Regions from separate parts of the Mus musculus genome. Here region 2 is linked to region 1. Evidence: chromatin loops called from intact Hi-C (ENCODE). Cell type or tissue: gastrocnemius. All regions are shown on one strand. Each heading gives the region's core, and the rest is flanking DNA. Links, peaks and the distances in the headings are about the cores only. Region 1 has its middle 14 kb from the start of Ifnar2. Region 2 has its middle 4.7 kb from the start of A930006K02Rik.

Region 1 (2,913 bases), core at 316-2,815:
CTGGAGGCTGAGGCTGGACAGACTAACTACTGGACAGACAGTGGGGGTTGAGGCTGGCCAGACTTACTCCTGGACAGACAGCTCTGGAGGCCAAGGCTGGATAAGCTAACCCCTCATTGCTTGAGTCAGATTTCTCTTGTGTATCCAGGAAAGGGCATTCTCTGCCCTTTGTGCCATGTCTGACACAGGCTGAAAGACAGAAAGCGGCTCTGTAGAGGTTGTTGGGACAGCTGAATGACTTGAACATCTGAAATCCAGCTGTGAGCGGTTCCCTTCCATCACTATTAACTTTTTTAAAAAAGATAAATAAAAAAATGAAAGCCAGAAGGGTGTGAGAGGTTAGCCGAGCACTCGCCATGTTTTCCGTTTTCACCATAAGGCTTTGGAAAATAAACGGCTCGGTTGCCGCTGCTCCCACAAACAGCAGGAAGCTGAGGTCGGAGGAAAGCTTAGCCTTTTATGTGAAATGCTCTAGAGTTTGGCTCCCAGTTTTGTCTCTGACCTTGATGATGGACCCTGACCTTCAGGGGCTCAGGGAGAGTTGGTGATGATAAGCCACAGCCAGACAGCATTTTCTGCTTGGAAAACCCGGCGCTTACAGACTATCCCTTGGAGCAACAGACAAGGTGAAAGTCTGTAGTTTTACAAGAAGGTATTAGGAGAGTGGTTATTTGTTTGTTTGAGGGAGGCTGTGGGTACACGAGCTTGGAGGTCAGAGGTCAGCGTCAGGTGGCTTCCCTCAACCCCTCTTCATGCCTCTGAGACAGGGTCTTGTGCTGAATCTAGAACTCAGGCATTTGGTTAGACTGCCCAGCCCGTGAGCTCCAGGGATCTGCCTGCCCTGCATGCCTGCACTGGGACACACATGTGTACAGCTTCCCCAGGGACGCTGGGGCTTTGAACTCTGGTCCTCACACTCCTACAGAGAGTGTTTCACACTGCCCATCTCCCCAGCCCAGACATAATTTCTTTTCAAATATTTTCTGTCTGTGATTTGTTAAATTTGTATCAATTGAGAACCCAGAGGAAGAGGAGAAATCATATTTTAACACCTGATTGAAGATGAATATGTTGTTGAGCCCAGTGGTGAGAGAGAGAGAGAGAGAGAGAGAGAGAGAGAGAGAGAGAGAGAGAGAGAGAGAGAGAGAGAGAGAGAGAGAGAGAGAGAGAGAGAGAGAGAGAGAGAGAGAGAGAGAGAGAGAGAGAGAGAGAGAGAGAGAGAGAGAGAGAGAGAGAGAGAGAGAGAGAGAGAGAGAGAGAGAGAGAGAGAGAGAGAGAGAGAGAGAGAGAGAGAGAGAGAGAGAGAGAGAGAGAGAGAGAGAGAGAGAGAGAGAGAGAGAGTTCTGTAGAGAACATCTAAATGCAGCCCCCTCCCCATTCTCCACAGTTGTCACATGAATTTCATTCGTTTTGAGTCAGTACCATAAATAACCAGCAGAGGGCACTGTTCCCTAATAGAAAAGGAGCTACGAAGACGTCCACAGAATGATTTTCCTAGGGCTGCCTTAACAAAGATCCCCAGGCTGGATGGCTCGCACAATAAAAATACTCTTGTTCACAATCTGGGACTGAAACTCTAGAATTAATGAATGCACAGGGCTGGTTTCTTAACCTAAGGCCTCTCATTGGCTAGTGGCTCAAGTCTTCCCGCAACTTCACAGGGTTTTTCTTCTGTGTCCTGACCCGGAGTGACCGCTCTGTGGTTACAAGTCTTGGTTCAATTCCCAGCATCTACACAGGGGATAAACATTCGTAGCTCTGGTTCTAGAGGACCCAACGCCCTCTTTCAGCCTCCGTGGGGCCCAAGCATGGTCATGGTACGCGTATACGGGCAAAACACACGTGCACATACCATCAAAATAAACAATTTTATTTAAGAGTCAGATTAATTACAGCCCAAACAAATAACCTCAGTTAACTTCTTTCAAGATTATATATCCAAATAAGTCATATTCTAAGAATGTGGCAGATTGCAACATCGGCAGATGAACGGGGTTCGGGGCACAACTCAACACGTAGAAAGAAACTCTTCTGTTCTCAGTGTGACTGACCTTTTAAAAGACATGGACAGGACAGGACAGGCAGCCCTAAGTCCCAATGGTCTGACATCGCAAGAAACCAAACCTGAGAGACGGTACTGCGGATCTTGTTTTAGACTCTCCCTAGGCTATCAATGTATAGTCTAAGTCTCTCTCCACACTACTGGCCCACAGCTCCCAGTGAGCCCGGTGGTCAAGACGGGAGCTGCTGACTACAAGCAAGGCTGGGGTGTCCAATAGGTTAGCCACAACCAACACACTTCCTTTCTGCTTCCTGTATTTTCAATATACAATGAACTTAGCAAAAATACATCTGTGTGTCAAAGCATTTTTGTATTCTGGTTCCTTTTTGTATGGGTGTGTGTGTGTGTGTGTGTGTGTGTGTGTGTGTGTGTGCGCACGCGCACGTGCGCGCGCGCGTGTGTACTGGTATGTGTAGCAACCAGAGGTCAACCTTGTTGGCTTTCTGGGATTTTTGGCAGTTGGCTTCCTGGTTTGTTGATAGAATCTCTCTCTGGCCTGGGGTTCTCTAATTAGCAACACCTGGTTGGGTAACAAGGCCAAGAGATCTGCTCGTCGGCACCCTCACAGAGACAGGGTTACCTCTGCCAAGCCAGCACTAAGGTATCACCCAGACACATTTTTCTAGAATTATATCGCCTACGTGGTTTTGCACCTTGCAATGATTCAATGGTGTACTGGCTTTTTCCTACCAGTATACCGACTTCCATCCCGTGTGCTCAGGGGGATAAGAAGTGAGCTTTGAGCCCCCCTTATGAGACCTTGTGAGATGACCTACCTAAAGCTACAGAAGGCCGGACAGAAACAGGTGGCTGCAACCCTCTGCAGAGGCCAAGCGGTTCTTGAGACACCA
Region 2 (2,913 bases), core at 165-2,664, 100 kb after region 1:
AGAAAAGAAAAGAAAAGAAAAGAAAAGAAAAGAAAAGAAAAAAGAAATGGCCCATAGTTTCCTATGGGAAACGGTAAACCCACAGATCCAAGCTCAAGGAGCCATGGGCACAAAATTAATACAAGATAATTTGCTATACTACTTCAACTAGAAAGGGTCTGCTGGGTGCCAGCCAGAGGTGTCCATGCAATAATCAGAGCAGCCAGCCAGACTGAAGCAGCTGCCAAGCCTCCATTCACTTTCTGTGACAATACAGGCAGGAGGCAAAGGGAGGCAGCCTCTTGGCGTTCCTTTCTCTCCCACAGATCAGCTCAGCAGAAGTCAGGGTGCCGCAGGGAAAACCACGGGAAGGGACTCCCATGAGTTGTCCTCTGTCGGCAGCACATGCTGGGAGGGGGGGGGGCTAAATGTAAATTTAAAAATAAAAATAAAGCTTTGAGACAACATTGTAAAGAATTTAGTGGATTTAAACACTAGAAGTTGGCTAGTAATCTTGCCCAGATCAAAGCAAGCAAATGGTGGGAACAGAAAGGCTGAGTTAAGGGGCTAAGGAATAAATGGGACATTGAAAAATAAAGATAGTGAGTCTGGAGGGATGGCTCAGTGGTTACTCCTGCAGAGGCTCTCCTAAAACCCACAGCAGCCACAAACATCTGTGTCACCAGTTTCAGGGGATGTGACACGCTCCTCTGACCTTCTTGGGTACCAGGTGCATATGTGGTGCCCAGACATATATGCAAACAAAACATTTATACGCATAAGATAAATCTTTTTTTTTAAAAAATAAGTTTTGTTTTGGACAATGGTAGCTCATTTGCTTATGACGGATAGGAAGGATGGCCTCTGGAAGGACTGGAGAAGATGTTTCCCTTTTAGTTGGGAAGCTGGAGAAGGCTGACTGGTCTGTGAGACGGAACAAGATGGAGAGGACATGATGGGAGTAGGGTGAGGGGGCACACTCAGCACTGGGGAACCACCCTGCAGAGGAAGGAGTCTGCTCACTAGAAGATAGAAGGATGGGCAGTTTGGTGTTAAGGAACTGAGACCTAATCGGTGCATTGCTTACATCTTTCAAGAAAGTAGAAGCCGGGTAGGGAAGCACCTGTTGAAAATGAGAAAAGTGAGGCTGGAGAGATGGCTCAGGGATTAAGAGCACCGACTGCTCTTCCAGAGGTCCTGAGTTCAAGTCCCCGCCACCACATGGTAGTTCAGTCATCTGCAATGGGGTCTGACGCCCTCTGCTGGTGTCTGACGACAGCGACAACATACTCATATACATAAATAAATAAGAAAACCTTTAAAATGAACAGAAGATGAGAGACGTGCTGGGGAGAGGTTAGGTGTGAGCGCAGGCCCTAAACTGCAGCCCACCTGAGGCTGTGGACTGACTTTTTTTTCCACAGGCATTCGATATCCTTTTTTGTATAGAAGAACCAGCTCTCACCTGGGCCCTTCTAAGCAGAAAAATGATCTCTTCCTACTTAACAAACCTCAACCAACAGCAACCAACCAACAACCCATTGACCTTCTTGGGGGCCTAGCATTTATATTCCCTCTGAAAAGTTCCCCAGAATGCCAAAGGTCAAACAATCGCAGAAACTATCTGCAGCTGGCAAGATCATGCTCCTGCTAGCACATGAGACAAACTGTGGTTACTTGCTGAAGACAGTCTGAAGCAGCCCCATATCCTGTACCCAGGATTAAGAAGAAAACATTCTTATAATTTTCCTGTGTTTTTCAAAGAAGCCAAAATTCCAAAATTGTCACTGCACATATCCCTTTTTGTCAAAGTAACTGAATATTTCTGCTTCCCCACTACTACCCTTGGCTGTCACTCACATGGACTGCCTGCTGGGATGAGGGAAGAGCACCATGGGAAAATGAACTCAAAGTTTCACATAGATCCATCTGCTCAGGTGACTCTCATCTTGCTTCCAGCCAGGATGCACACAGGCTATAATTCCTGTTGAAATAAGGGGTTCACTTGAGCCGGACAGCAGTGGTGCACACCTTTAATCCCAGCACCTGGGAAGCAGAGACAGGTGGATTTCTGAGTTCAAAGCCAGCCTGATCTACAGAGTAAGTTCCAGGAAACCAGGGCTACACAGAGAAACCCTGTCTCGAAGAAAAAAAAGGGGGGGGGTCACTTGGGTGCAATGAAATTTGATTTGCATCATTAGGTAAGAGATATATTAATATCTGACATATGGCCTAGCACCTGCATGTCCATTCAGTCTCAAGTGTCAGCAGGTTTCAAGCCATCCTGTGTGACACCCCCACAGGAAGGGAAGTCCTCCGGGAACAATTGTGCCGCCAGCTCTCTGCCGTTTCCCTTTAGAGTCTGTTACAGTGTCTACCCACAACTTGGGCAGACTGTTGTTCAAAAGTTTGTTATTTGTAGCTAATCTAATGCTCATGCAATAGACAACATTTCTGCAAATGAACTGAAACTTAAACATGACACTGTTAACAGCAGAACTGACACTTCCGCTGTTTATATGAACGCACGCAGGAAATGTCAAACCAGTAAGAATCTGATCAGACCACCGGGTTGTTAAAAACAAAACAAAACAAAAAAGTCACCATAAAGACGACCTTTTGTTCACTGGCCTGACCTGTTTCCCATTGTCCTCCTGGTATACACATTAGTTAATCACGGGAGGAAGCCATCGTAGTAGGACGGCATCTTCCTTAAAAAGAAACATCTACAACTGCTTCAGACGTTGAGTTACTATTCATTCATATGGTTCTTTACAAAATTTCACAACTGTTGACAACATATAGAAGTTGCTTCATAAATTCTTAAAAGGATAAAAAAAAAAAAAACCCTGTGGTTTTCTTTGCTGCACTATGTTGGTGAATTAAAACATATTCCTTACTCAGCAGTTATTAAACTATTATTAGACGGTATTA

What was found. Hi-C counts contacts between places; a loop is a spot of excess contacts. Peaks named below come from ENCODE experiments on the same cell type or tissue, not always from the same donor. Only the 100,000 strongest peaks of a DNase experiment are listed, where the experiment ranks them.
Region 2: a loop joins it to region 1, with 3 times the contacts of the local background. A loop is called at or near these places in 10 of 42 quality-filtered maps.

Annotation. Positions count from the first base shown.
Region 1 is chr16:91,357,192-91,360,104 of GRCm38, forward strand. No RefSeq gene overlaps it. Among named protein-coding and RNA genes, the nearest start is that of Ifnar2, 14 kb to the right of the region's middle. In gastrocnemius, for the core only: a CTCF peak has its summit at 1,439 (motif pointing right); a DNase peak (open chromatin) is centred at 1,467; H3K27ac peaks cover 391 bases.
Region 2 is chr16:91,458,941-91,461,853 of GRCm38, forward strand. No RefSeq gene overlaps it. Among named protein-coding and RNA genes, the nearest start is that of A930006K02Rik, 4.7 kb to the right of the region's middle. In gastrocnemius, for the core only: a CTCF peak has its summit at 1,253 (motif pointing left); a DNase peak (open chromatin) is centred at 233; H3K4me3 peaks cover 424 bases; H3K27ac peaks cover 1,132 bases.